Linked DNA regions of Homo sapiens: region 2 is linked to region 1. The links are chromatin contacts, found by Hi-C in ENCODE. All regions are on one chromosome and are shown on one strand. The core of a region is the stretch at or near the end of the contact, and the rest is flanking DNA. Distances in the headings are between cores, read along the strand shown. Region 1 overlaps MACROD2 (mono-ADP ribosylhydrolase 2). Region 2 overlaps KIF16B (kinesin family member 16B).

Region 1 (7,374 bases), core at 1,859-4,358:
ATAAATGTCAGGGCCTTGCTCCACCTACTGAATGTGTGACCCTGGTCAGGTATATTTTACTCCTCATACCCTTAATTCCTGTAATTTCAGTTTGAAGAAAAGTAGATACCGCTGTTTTGAAAAAATTTTTAAATATTATTTTGACTGTGCCTAAAAATTTTTTAAGCATCAGTTATTTGAAAAATGGAATAAACAAAAGCTTTCCTGCCCATAGCACCATGGCCGTGGTGAAACTGTTGTATAAGAAACCTTATAGAAGATGACCTCTGCACATTTTCTGGACACTGTGGTATCAGGTTTGCTAATAGTCCTCTGCCTCACTGTATGTTGTTATAAAGTGAAGGTGTTGTCAGCAGTTTCTTTCTTCTAAGTCTTACCTACTCTGCACCAATGCAACTGGTTTCTGTGGTTCAGAACTGCCACGTTGGCTGGGATAGTCTAGTTTCTTTAGGCCTACCGTATTCAAAGCAATAATAGTGAAACTCTACTGTAATTTATCACTCTCCTATGCAAAACAAACATTTATAAAATGCAGCTACATTTCTGTCTTACCTACCAAAAATGTTCACCCTGCTTATATCTTTTTGTAAGCCAATTTGTACTTCAAACATTATGTCATATTTTTCAGACAGCAATAAATTAATTCATAAGTATTTGGAGTCTGCTTTGCAAGCCAATTCCATGTCATACCACGGCTCAGAACACACATCCCATGTTTTACAAGGAATTTTCCTCTAAGTTGTGATTGTAGTGTCCTCTAATGGTACAGTAGATGTATAATATTTAATACAGGCACATCTCCATACCTATGCATCACTGTTCAAACAGAAGCTGATTAGTGTACTTGAGACAAAAAGAGGTCGTTCTAATCAAATGTTTTGGCATTGGTTCCTTTTATTTGAAAAAGATGGTAGTAGATTTACAAAAGTAATTCTCCTTTTACCCAAGTCTTGGTAATGAGAAACTAGACATGAGAACACACTTAATCATCCTATTACCCAACACCTGAGCCTCCGAGCCTCCCACTTGAAAGCATGGGGAAAATACACATCACCCAATTCGAGGGAGAGCCTGGGCCCCTCTCTTAACATCCCACCAACAATCTGTGCTTCACACACTTAAGCACTACTCCACTCCATTTCAATAAAAATAGAGTTTAATTTGGTCTCAAAACAACTTGCTTTTTCCCAAGTATGGGGAAAAAGGGCTTGGGCTGTGGGATCAACTACCACAATACATGTGGCTATTCAGGAATCAAGGGGGTTCACCATCACTCAAAGGTAGGGTGCAAATCTGTGTTGCAGTTAATTAATTTAGACTTCATATGAACTGCTTGAACTACAAAGAAAGCTAGTTTCCAACAACCAAAGGATAAAGAAAGGAATGAAAAGGCTAAGAGACTTAGCAAACAAACTGTTGGCCATTTGAGAGTAACTTAAGGCTCCCCAAAAATGGCCCCTTGATTGAAATCAATTAAAAGGAACCAACTGACCCGATGATGAGTAAGAGCTTAAATATCCCACCTACTCAATAATGGTCCAAATAGAGTCCCAAAGCCCTGGAGGCCTCATGAATATTCTGAGAATTTAAAGTGCCTAAAGAAGGAGGGATGGGCGGAGGAGAGGGTCTTTGCTTCTAAATAATAGTGGCTCTCCTGTGGTTACCCTTAGCCTTCCAGGATTGGCTTTTCAAGCTCTTCATTGAAATTGCTCAAGTCTTTAACTGATCTCCCTTAAGGATTCAAAAGCCTTAAGCTAATTACACTTGGCTGAGATATGCTTGATGAGATGGGAAAAACATAAAGCTTTTGAAAGGGTGAAAATCTCAAACCATCTGCTGGTGGTGTTACTGAGAGAACAATAGGGGAAAAGGAAGAGGGCAGCTAGCCAGAGTGGAAAGGTACAGGATTTCTTTAATTACTGGGTTAATGAGACCATTACTCCTTGGAATGTTGGGAAAGGCAGGACACACAAGCTTAGAGAGCTAGGCAACAACAACTGTGCTTGGTGAATAAGCGAAGCCAAAGATCGACAACAACAAAAAGACACGCTGTGAGGGAGAAAAGGAGAATTAGGTCAGCTGGGTTTAGAAAAGCATTTTTGATTAGAAATCACAGGTAGTTTACGGAAAGGAGAAATAAATGCTCCTAAGTTGGAATTAGGTTTCAGAACAACCTCTGTACTTTTTTTCTGATTATCTCTGGTCCTCAAAGGCAATTGCAGATGGAGCCCTGGTGAAGTACGCTCTCTCTGATGTCAGTGAGCCAGTTGCTTCTGTTATACTTGGCAATCCAGGTGAACAGCCTGCGTTTAGCTTTCAGATCAATGCCCCAGGTGTTGATTCAATATGGCAAACAGCTTATGTGTGTTGCTCTAAAGGCCCTGTTCAGCTTCTCCTTTTTTCTTTTCTTATTAAAATAAGCCCCTCAAATTCAACGGAGGAAATGTTAGATCTTGGAAGACAAACTGACTTAAATCAGATAAGGGCTGCTAAAGCAGGGTTTATTTTTACTTTGTGTGGGGAACTTCCGCAAGTTGAGCAAGAGTTATGCCCCCGATCCTATTTTTGCTCTTTTTTCAACCCTTGTAGAGAGAATGCCATCTTCTTTCACATGACTCCTTCTTGTTTCTATGTCTAAAGACAAGTAGAACTATGAAAATGATGGGGAATTTTTATCTTCATTTTCCCCCCATATATCCTGTTCATCAAAATAAGGAAAGAATGACTGTAAGGTGTATGGATGTGCTTTGCTCAAGAATAGGCCAAGGCGGACATCCAGGCCAGCATGACTTAGTGAGTTTAGGGTGCAGGTGTATACTCCACTTTTTATATAATCTGTTTAAGTTCACACTTGGCTCTGAGTCACTACTGTCTGTAAAAAGTATAACTGCCCCGCTGATGCCAGACAGGCGCTCTTGTGCTGGGGCCAAGAGAAAGAGAGAGAGTACTGCAAGACGGAGAGAAGGGAGCCATGGCTCGCACTCGTGCCCAGAGAGAGAAAGAGTTAAGCTGCTAACACTGTAAGGGAGAGCTGGCCTTGCAGGCTGGTCCTGCGGCTGTGTGTGGGAGTTGGCTGCTGACAGGGGCCGCAGAGCCGGAGCAAACAGCCGAGATAAAGGCAGAGAGTATAAGAGAGCTAGTGTGAGAGAGCTGCTGATAAGAGAGCTGCTAAATAAAACTACCTTTCACCTGCCATCTGCCCATCCACCCACTCCCATCAGACCTCAGCTGGGGCTGGAACCTGACCCCGAGCATGACATTTGGAGTAGTCGTGGCCCTGGCATAACAAGGACCCTTTAGTAGCATACATGATTTTGTATACACAACTCCAATATATGCTGCTCAGGATGCATTTTGCGTACCACAGGGCTGCTTTCCAATAAACAAACACAGTCCTTGGTTCTGTACTCTTCTAACCTAGGCACGCGGTCTCTGTGTTCCCTTGTCCATATCACCTGCCACTGTGGGAGAAATGTGTTGTGCAATGACCACAAAGAGGGCATATGCGGGAAGAGAGGCTTATAAGTGGCTGATCTCCGACATACTGTGGGTTGGAGTCGGGAAGAGGTCCTCATCCTTACCACAGGTAATGCCCTGTGTCTCAGCTGCAGGTACTGGGGGTCCACAGTGACGCTAAAGAAGCATCTTCTCCCACAGTGGCAGTTGTGAGCCAGCTGGTTTGGATAATGAGGGCTTTGCCAGTGGTTCTCAAGCTGTGGTCCCTGGACCAGCAGTACCACCATCACCTGGGAACTCATTAAAAATGCAAAATTTTGGCCGGGCACGGTGGCTCAAGCCCGTAATCCCAGCACTTTTGGAGGCCGAGGCGGGCAGACCAGGAGGTCAGGTGTTTGAGACCAGCCTGGCCAACATGGTGAAACCCTGTCTCTGCTAAAAATACAAAAATTAGCCGGGCGTGGTGGTGCTTGCCTGTAATCCCAGCTACTCAGGAGGCTGAGGCAGGAGAATCGCTTGAACCTGGGAGGTGGAGTTTGCAGTGAGCTGAGATCACGCCACTGCACTCCAGCCTGGGCGACAGAGTGAGACTCTGTCTCTAAAAGAAAAAGCAACATTTTGACTCCTGCCATCTCCAGATCTACTAAACCAGAAACTTGAGGGATAGGGCACTGAAAGCCATGCTTTAACAAAGGCTTCAGGTGATTTCATGCACATTCAACTTGGAAAGCCTCTGCCCTCACTTTGGGCTACACCTGCTGGAGCTAGGGTTACTGGCAGACTAAGCAGTGTTACGCAGCCTGTTGCCAGGAAGTCTGGACCATGAGCCTCCAAACTCTGCTTATTTGCTTTCTATTGTTTTCACTGTCTTGTCTCTAGGATATATAAATGTGAATTCCTACATATAACACAAGAGATGCACACACACACACACACACAGGGTTCAAACTTTCATAAAGTCCTAATATTCTAATAGAGAAACCAAACCACAGCAATTATTGTATAAGAAATATACTCGAAGGGGAGCTCAGGAATTTGCACTTTTAGCAAGTTCCTAGATGATGCTGAAGCTACTGGTCCAAGGAACACATTTTAAGAACTTCCATCCAGATGAATCTGTTTTCACTACTGAGGGCTTAGCTTCCCCTTGAGGGTAGAGATTGTTTGTGTGTGTGTGTGTGTGTGTGTGTGTGTGTGTGTGTGTGGGTGGGTGGGTGGGTTTTCTATTTTGTTTTTGTTTGTGCCCCAGCCCCGAGCCCAGTGCCTTGTACATATTCATGCTGGATAGTTTTTAAATTAATAAACATCATTGAAAGTGCAACTGAGGAGACTCAGAAGGAGGGTACTCTGTTTGCCTACCCATCTGTCAATCATCTTTGCCTCATCACCACCCAAAAGAAGACAGTGGGAAAGTCTAGGATTTTCAAAAGGAGTGTTCTAAATTTGGATGCGAAATACTAGAGTAGCGGTAGAGGTAATGTACTAGTTTCTACTTGCTGCAGTAAATTACTTAGTGGCTTCACACAATGCAAACTGATTTTCTTACAGTTCTGGAGGCCAGATGTCTGAAATGGGTCTTATGAGGCTAGCGTCAAGGTGTCAGCTGAGCTATGTTCCTTCTTGAGGCTCTGGGGAAAAATCTGTTTGATTACCTACTACGGTTTCTAGAGGCCACCTGTATTCCTTGTTTCATCGCCTCCTTCCTCCATCTTCAAAGCCAGCAGCATAGCATGTTCAAATCTCAATCGCTCTCTTGTGGTCTCTCCTCTGCCTCTACCAACGCATCTCCTTCCCTCTCACTGACTCTCCTGCTTCCCTATTTGCTTATAGATATACTTGTGATTACACTGGGCTCACCTGGACACTCCAGGACATTCTTCTCTTTTCAAGCCCCCCAACTTAATTACATCAGCATCGTCTCTTTTCCTGTGTAATGTAACACATGGAAAGGTTCCTGGGATTAGGATGAGGACACCTTTGGGGGACCATTGTTCTGTCTACTCCAGGCAATTAAAAACAGTAACCCTTAATGTTCTCTTCAACCCCACATTTTATTTGGTGACTGGACTAAAATTTTTATTCCTTACTATAGGTGATAAAATAGTAAGATATCTTCTGGATATGTTCCTGTATTGTCAGAGATAACTTTGAGATCTACTTATTGAGTATCTCTTAAACAGGTAGACTTTGGAGATATGAAATATACATATTTATGTATATACACACATGTATATATATATATATAAGACACATTATATTATATAACTATATTTATCTTGTCTAGTATTTATCCTATCTAATTACTAGATGTTACGCAAGTTTTAGTTTCTCATTGCATAAGGTTTCCTATAATATTTTGTTAATGGAAAAATAAGAGTAATGTAACAAAGTGTAAAATATTGACTATATTAATTTTGAAAAGTACTCCCTTACATTGAAATTATATGACCATATCTTAATACGTTACGAAAAATGAACCTCTTAATCCTGAATATTTTTACTTTATGAACTATGTTTGTAAGTATATGAAACAAAAGAACAGATGAAGTAAATTATGTTTAAAGTTTGAGGAACAAACCAAATATGACAAATGGAAAAAAAATTCTCCTTTGAAATTTTTCTTTCAGAAGAAATATCTATTTTTCCCTTTTTCCCCATTTCTCTGCAGTTTATAAAATTAGGTTCAATTTAAAATGAAGGCTAATAAACTATGACAACATCTCTGAAAAATGAACTCATGTGCTTCTATGTAAAAAATGTAAATTCAAACAATGGGATGATATTATTGGTTAGAAACGTGACTGATTCATCTCGACAACATTTCCTTTGAAGTTTCACAATGAAATAAAGCAATCACATACAATCAATCCAAACCCCTTGCTATTGTTCAAATGCTTGCCTCCCTTTTTCTCTTTTTTCTTAATCATTGCAGCAGATGTCATAAAATAAATGTAGTGAAACATTCAAACAGCAAGTTCCCTAATTGTTTCCATCTTGATTATAAAAACACATTGAAAGGTAAATCCTCATGGTGAAATCGATGAAAAAAATAATTAACATTCAAAGTACTCCTTATACCACCTGCTTTTTACATACTGTGCTGAAATGAAGGCACCTGATGTATAAAGAGCAATGAAAAGAAATTGAGTTTCCTTCTGAAGCAGAGAGAAAAGCAGCACTTACATTTGAAATCCAAATCAAAATGGATATATCTTTTGCACAATCAGTAGGATCTGGAAGTTCTTGCACCTGATGTGAAGTGGTTGAGTCTAAATCCAAATGCAGTAAGTATGTCATCCAAAACCTATCACATAATAGTTTGTGGCCATTCGTTTACTAAAATAAAGCCTTTTATGTAAATGTTGAGCCTCTATTCCAACCACTGTATAAATGTACAAATTAAATTTTGGGTTGACAATATTTTGGTTTTTACAAAAAATGTATACATAAACATCCATATTATTACAATCACTATCTACTCCACATACATTATAGATTAGACTTGCACTTGTTCTGTCACTGAAATGGTCTTTCTGTCTGAATGTTTATGATTAGGATCTTTAGTTCACAGTCATAATGCAAGTCTGACTTGTAGTATACTAAGAGAAGGCAAAGATCAGTTCGCGGGAAAGTAGGTAGAACCTTCTTTACTTTATGAACTCTACGTACAGTGGCAGAAAACTGTACTTAAAGGAAACTTAAACTATTATTCTAAGAGAGAAAGAGCCAAACAAAATGAGACTGACCAGATAAAGCCAAGTCAAAGTAAGGTAATAGGCTTCTGAGTACAGGGTTGTAGGGATTACTCCATTCCACTTATGGCCTGAAATACTTGAGGCCCAAGACATGCTACCTTGGGGCCCCTTTAAGGGAGGCTGACATCAGAGGGCACCATTTTCTTCCAATCTATCAGGTTGG
Region 2 (7,374 bases), core at 3,630-6,129, 470 kb before region 1:
AACTTGGTCTCAGAATTTTTTAGGTAGACCCAGGGCTAGATTCTGTTTTCTCATTTCTAATCCAGTGCTCTTTAATTATGCCTTATTTACCTTTAAAAACGGTATCCAGGCCCGGCGCAGTGGCTCACGCCTGTAATCCCAGCACTTTGGGAGGCTGAGGCGGGCGGATTATGAGGTCAGGAGATCGAGACCATCCTAGCCAACATGGTGAAACCCCATCTCTACTAAAAATACATGGTGTGGTGGCACGCGCCTGTAGTCCCAGCTACTCGGGAGGCTGAGGCAGGAGGATCACTTGAACCTGGGAGGCGGAGGTTGCAGTCAGCCGAGATTGAGCCACTGCATTCCAGCCTGGCGACAGAGCGAGACTCTGTCTCAAAAAAAGTAAATAAATAAAAAAGATATTCAAACACCTTTGTTGTCATAACCGGAATGATACTTCACTTTGGTGAGGGGAATATGGCTATCCTGCATCTTTTAGAATCTAATTTTAAGATGTAAAATTTGGAGACAAGATTTAGCCCATGATATACCTAAATCAGAAACCATTCTATAATGGGCTCATTTGCATTTAAATTGTTCTCCTTTAGAGATTTTGCGAGTTGATTTTGAATAAAGGGCTTGTATTTATTATTATATTAAGCCAGATTGCTTTTTGTTAAATTTAACAAGATGTCTTTTAATGTCTGCAAAATCCTCTGACATTCCAGTCTGCTGTTAGTAAGTAAAGATATGTTTGCATTTAAAACAAAACTATTGGAGAACAAAATGATTTCTTCACTTTAACAAAACAAATGTGTCTTTTCAATGGGTTAATCTTATGAGATATTTTAAATATTGGAGTATAATACAATTGACAATTGGCAATCCCAATTATGGGAAAAGCTGTTTACCTTAAGAGCTATATATATATTCCTGTTTTATAATATGCATTTAAATACAATAGTAATGGGAATAAATGTTGTTCTACAGACTGCGTTTTAGTTTCTTAACACTAGATGTCACTGTAGATAGGAAAACACGCTCTGCCTGTTTGTATTTGTTGCAGGGCCCTTGGTAGTGGAGTTGTCTGAAGACGTGACAGATACCACTGTCAATACCATGGAATTGGGCCTGGTTGCTGATAATTACTGGATGCAGAATCTGTGTGAGAGATAAATTGTGCAGAATTTAGTATAAGTAATCATTCAGCTGGAATGTCTTCTTGTAGCTAGTTTGAGAATTGCTGCAGAAAGATGAAAATGCATCTTCACATTTCTGGAGTTCTTTTAAATAATTTTTCTAATCTTGCTTCAAGAGCAGAGTACCAGGGTAATATCTTACAGCTAAAAGGTTTTTGAAAATTGGGTCTTAGGTAGTCATTTTGATTAGCTTGCTATTAGAAAGCTTTTTGTGTCATTTACTTGTATTTGCCACTTAAAAGACTTTTCTTGTAATATCATTTCTTCTTTTACCTCTCATTTTCCTCATCTTCAACTGTGGAAGTTCTTAAGAGAATTAAAATGTACAATTCCTTGTACAATTATTTCTGTCATCCTTCGTTGTACATTTGGTAACGTCCACTCTAGCCAAGTAACCTCTGCGTTGGTTCCCGGCTGATCTGTGGAGCCAAGAATCTTCATAGATATTCAGATCGAATTTCTCCCAGCTCCTTCCTTGTTTACACAGAAACAGAAAGAATGTACTGTCACAGTTAGTGGTTGAGAAGTGGTGGAGAATATCAGTTAAGGACATGAACTCTGGAACCAAATTCTATGTAATCCAGTGCTGGCTCTGCTGGTTGCTGGCTGTATGACCTTGGGTGACTTAACCTCCCTGCACTTCAGCTTCCTGATGGGTAAAATGGGGATAATAGTACCTAACTCATCGGGTTGTTATGAGAATAAAATGAGTTCTTTGTGAAAGCTTTGAAAGCAGTGCCTGGCACACTAAATACTCTTATGTCAGTGCTTGTTAAATAACTTTAGGTTCAGGCACTCTATGGGAACTTTTACAAATGCTAAATTCTTTGAAGAATATTCAGTTCGAGATGAAGAAAAATATTTCTGAAACTTAAGAGTAATGTTTTTCTCTTGTGAAAGAACTGGAGACAAACTATGATGGTCATTATTGTCACTTCATTCATTCATTTAACTTTTATCGAACACTTGCTTGGTGAGAGGTGTTGTGTGAAAATGAATAAGACTCTTTTTGTCTGGTAGAGAAACCAAACATAAACAGATAATGAAATAAATTGTTGCAGGTGCTAATTAATAAGAGTTAACTGGATCAGGGAGTGCATTTGGCTGCAAGAGCAACCTGAGAAAACATATCCTAAGGCAGTTAGAAGTTGTCTCTGTTTTTCCCTCACCAAAAACTACAGAACTAGGCTGACTGCTGGTGGCCTGGGTTTAGTGGTACATAGTTGCCAGAGCTGAGGTCTATGTAATTCTCTTGGTCTCTCCCTTATGGTTTTGAGACATTTTTGTGACCACATCATCACATCTAAAATTTGTCAGGAAAAATGGGGAAGGGCAAAGGAGTATATGTTAGTTGAGTTTACTCCTCTTTTAAGCCCCGCTCAGCAACTTCTATTTATATTTCATAGCAGACCTATGCCACATGATGCTTCTTGCTTGCAAGGAAGGCTAGGAAGTTGTTTCTTCAGCTGAGTATATTGCTGTCCTCAATAAAACTAACTTTCTGTTCATAAGGAAGGAAGGGAAAGCAGGAGGCTATCCTGAGCATAAGCGCTTGCTATGTGCCAAGCACTGCCCTAAGCACTTCACATGTTTATGTACATTGGAATTGCATAAAAATCCTGCAATGTACAAATTCGTTATTCTATGTTAGGAAACAGAGGCTGGAGCGGGTAAGAAACTTGACACAGCTAGTAAGTGCCAAGGCCTGCTGAAGGCCAGTGTTAGGATTGGTGGGGTCACAAAGGGGGGCGTGGTCAACAGGTTAGATATTTTGGAAGGTGACAGCAAGGATGTCAGGAGGGGTTCAGAGAGAGTTGACCCGGAGGGTAGCCATGGAAACACATAGATGTTAAGAGTCCTGCATTGGGCAAGAAGGACTTTCTGATGGCCTGAGTTCAGAAAACTCTATTACCTGAGGAGGTGGAGCTTTTGGGAACACTGAGTGAGCTTGGAGCAGCAGGGAGGGAGGAAGGAGATGCCAAGGCTGGAAAAAGAGCGTGGATTAGATCATGTCAGAGCTTAATTTCCCCATTAAAGTTCTTACTGCTTCATTATTGCTTCGGGAAAAATACTCAGAGCTCATTTACATTCTGGACATTTATTCTGAAGACATTTTTCCAGTTTAGTTTCATTATCTGAGCCATCAGTATTTCTTTTGAAGTGTCTAAGTACTGTATTGAAATTTCTTATTCGTTTCTCTCATTTCACATTGAATTAATGACACAGAATGAATTCAAAATGGATGGAGTCTTAGAGCTGATCTTATCCTACCTTGTCATATCATAGTTGGGAGAATCCGAGGTCTGCACACACTGCATTCCTTACTTAGTGATCTTTGGGATTACATAGGGAGTTAGGGTCCAAGTTGAGGTGGGAATATAGTTTTCTGGCTCCTGGTCCAGCGTCCTTCCTATACTAGCATTTCTCAAAGTGTCTACTCTAGTCCCTGCGATCTCTTCCATGGGGTACTAACATTCATTTAATAACTTGCAATTTTATGTTTAATATGTATCCTCCCCAGATTCTAGTTCCAGTCCCTTAGTTCAGTGCCTGTCACACAGCAGACCCTTGGGAAATGTTTGTTGAGGGACTGTTTTAGTATTAATATGGTTCTGTAAAGGGAGAGAAAAAGAAATCCTTTCTCAAATAAGTCTGGGAAACATCACATTAAGCAAAATTTAGCAGGCCTGTTTATAAAAAGTTGGGAGAGCCTTTAAGATGCTCTTGTGCTCTGTGGCTCTAAGTTTGATGAGTAGAGGGGCCTGCTTGCTCCAAAGTTCCTTGTGTTCTGAGGACTTCCGTTGGGTTTTAAGCTAAATGCTCTTTTGCGGTTTTGGTGTCCAGGACTTAAGAAGACTTGTAGCCTGAATGGATTCCTTATAACAGAATTGCTTTTTATTCTTTGTAGGTTACCATTTGGTCTTTTCCTATTAAAATGGTGAACAATTTTTCTGCTAAAAAAACCTGTCTTAGAAGATAGTGGCATTCTGAAAAATGATTGATGTGCTTAGTTTCTCAGAACCTAGATATGGTTTTTATCCTCTGAGTATTGATATTCCTCATGGCTAGTTTCTAAGGTTGGTCTATCAAAGTCTGTTTAACTCAAAACAAACGGTATGCTCTTAGGTAATGACTTTCTCAATACTTAGAGAAGGGATTGGCATGGTAGTGGCACATAGAATAGGTTGACAAGGGCAGAATGCAAAGTCAGTAGGCAGGCGGTCAGTCAGCCGAGAGGTTTGTTCTCTGAACACAGTGTAGTGAGAGCGCGTGGCATGACGTTATCATGGGAAAGTTGGTAATGCTGTGATATCAATGATAATGACACCATTCAGGAAGTGTTTCCACAGGGTGTGTGGGAGTCTCTCTGTTCCTGAAATGGGCTTGGTCCTTTTACTTTTTTTTTTTTTTTTTTTTTTTAATTTCAGATGCTTTGGAAGGCTTTACCTTTATACCAGTACAGTTACATGACGTTAGGGTTATGTTGTCCTCCCTGCTCCTACCCAGTGTAGCTTGGCAGTTTAGAGGGTTTGGGAGTCGAAGCCTGGCTTGGCTGCTTGTGACTCAATCTTGATAAACCTGTTTCCTCCTCCTTAAAATGGGGATAATAATCATTTCCACCTCACTGGAATAATCTATGTAAAGAGATAATCTATATAAAGTACTTAGCACTGTGCCTACAAGAGGGATTGGCAGACTTTCTGTGAAGAACCAGATAGTAAATATTTTAGGCCCTGCGGGCTGTATGATCCTTCACAATGACTCATCTCTGTGGAGGTGGAACGAAAGCATATGCAGATAAGACCTCAAATGGGACATGGCTGTGTCCAAGAAACCTTTATTTACAAAAGCAGCAGAGTGCTACCCTCGGACCATTAGTTTGCTAACCCCTGGCTTAGCAGATCAAATGTGCTCAATAGACGACAGTAGCTATGGTTGTAATTTTTGTTGTTCATACCTAGTTTCATGTTAACATTAGGCCAGCCATGGAGTTCTTGAATTTTGGACTCATATTTGTTTAAATGTTTGCAGCTATATGTAAGAAACAAGGTAAGTCATGTCATTATCTTTGGTGTTTGTGTAATCACAGAATTTCAGAAGATATGATTAACAAAAAACCTTAATGGAAAAAAGAATAAATATGGAAAGTTCTGAAGAACCATAGGTAGTAAATTAGCCATACTTTCTGTCTCACAGTGAATTCAGTACGTGTAGTAATCACTTTAGGTAGTTTGGCCTCAGTGTGTGGGTCAAAAGAACCCTCAGCTTGCTTTTGCATCATTCTGTGATGGATTTTTAAAATCATATTTTTATTAAGGCTTTTATGACTAAATATACTTGTTAAGGCATATCCTTATTTTAAAATGAGCCCTCTCTGTAAGAGAAATGTCTATGCTGTTTGCGGTTAAATATGTGAAGTGAGTTTCTGTTTGAGGTCTGCAAGGAAGATTCAAGATTATATCATTGTGAGGCAGATTCAAATTGTGATGATACAAAATTATACCATTTACCACGTATTACCATCATGTCATTGGGGCATACCTGTGTCAGCACTTATAATATGCTGGTCAAGGGGCAGAACCCCTTATATTGCTAGAAGGGACCACTTTCCATCAGAGAGAAAGCTATTGGTCCTGGAGGCTTAGTCTTCACAGAGTGACAGTGTATTTTAGGACTCATATTTTATGCTTCCCAAATCAAGGAATTTTTTCAGTGTTGCCCTTTCATGTCAATTATTAGTAGTGCTTTTCAATGAAAAATTGGCTTTTGTTGGGTCAATTTTTTAAATTTTGTAAACTCATGGAGACGGAAAGTTTCCAGAGGGCATCATAGTGGAGTTTGAGAGGCACCAAGATTTCATGATGGTTAGCTCTCTCTGTTCAAAACCTCGTTCAGTAGAGATAACTTGAGAATGTGTTTTTGCCCAATGTCTCTTCCCTGTCTTTTTTCCACTTCCCATTTGATTCTTCTTTTCCTGTCTCCTATGTTTTCTGTCTCACTGGTGGATCTGAGAATTGAGGGAGGAACAAGGGAAGACGAGGTGAGAACGGAGTGAAGGTGCTATGTTCACATACCCTGGGGTAGAAATGGAAACCATCTCAGTGTTTAACTTTTGCTTAAAAAAAAAATCAATCTTATTTTTAGAACAGTTTTAGGTTCAAACAAAAGTGAGCTGAGGCCATGTGCATTGGTTCATGCCTGTAATCCCAACACTTTGAGAGGCTGAGTTGGGCCGATTGCTCGAGCCCAGGAGTTCAAGACCAGCCTGGGCAACATGGTGAAACCCTGTCTCTACCAAAAAAAAAAAAAAAGAAAAAAAGAATTTGCTGGGCATGGTGGTGCATGCCTGTAGTTCCAGCTGCTCAGGAGGCTGAGGTAGGAGGATTGCTTGAGCCTGGGGGGTTGGAGGCTGCAGTGAGCTGTGATCAACCACTGCACTCCAACCTGGGTGATGGAGTGAGACCCTGTCTCAAAACAAAACAAAACAAAAAGAACAAAATGGAACTTTAAGTGTGGAGAGTTCCCATATACTTCCTGGCCCATATGTACACAACCTCCCCCATTGTTGCCATCCCTCACCACAGTGACACATTTATTACAATCAGTGAACCCACACTGACACATCATTGTCACTCAAAATTTAGAATTTACCTTAGGGTTCACTCTTGGTGTTGTACAGTCTATGAATTTTGACAAATGTATAAAGATGTAGTCCATCATTATAACATCATAAAGAATAGTTTCACTGCCCTAAAAACACCTTGCGCTCTGACTGTTCAACCCTCTCTACCTGCTAATTCCTGGCAATCACTGATCCTTTTACTTTTTCCATAGTTTTGCCTTTTCTAAAATGTCATATAGGTGGAATCATACCATATGAGCCTTTTTAGATTGGCTTCTTTTACTTATTTAATATACATTAAATATTCCTCCATATCTTTTCATGGCTTAATAACTCATTTCTTTTTAGAGCTGATTAATATTCCATTGTTTGGATGTGCCACCCTTTTTTGTTTGTTTGTTTTGTTTTTAATCCGTTCACCTGCTTTTGGGTTGCTTCCACGATTTGGCAATTATGAGTAAAGCTCCTGTACGCATCCGTGTTTAGGTTTCTGTGTAGACATACGTTTTCAGCTCATTTGCATAAATACCAAGCAGTATGATTACTGGTTTGTATGGAAAGGGTATATTT

What was found. A loop is a pair of places that touch in the nucleus more often than their neighbours do. Pooled maps may share reads with other maps.
Region 2: a map with no recorded cell type shows a loop between it and region 1 (2.3-fold over the local background). The contact joins two enhancer-like sites. A Hi-C loop is called at or near these places in 1 of 37 single-sample maps with no recorded cell type and 4 of 50 pooled maps.

The regions. Positions count from the first base shown.
Region 1 is chr20:16,000,370-16,007,743 of GRCh38, reverse strand. All of the region lies in intron 15 of MACROD2 (mono-ADP ribosylhydrolase 2), which reads right to left. Among named protein-coding and RNA genes, the nearest start is that of KIF16B, 570 kb to the left of the region's middle. Within about 2 kb of position 3,108, at least 2 of the 41 ENCODE cell types and tissues checked have a DNase peak (open chromatin) inside an H3K27ac peak, as active enhancers do.
Region 2 is chr20:16,469,781-16,477,154 of GRCh38, reverse strand. The region is part of intron 12 of KIF16B (kinesin family member 16B); the gene reads left to right. Among named protein-coding and RNA genes, the nearest start is that of KIF16B, 100 kb to the left of the region's middle. RefSeq lists a silencer at 966-1,201. Within about 2 kb of position 4,879, at least 2 of the 41 ENCODE cell types and tissues checked have a DNase peak (open chromatin) inside an H3K27ac peak, as active enhancers do.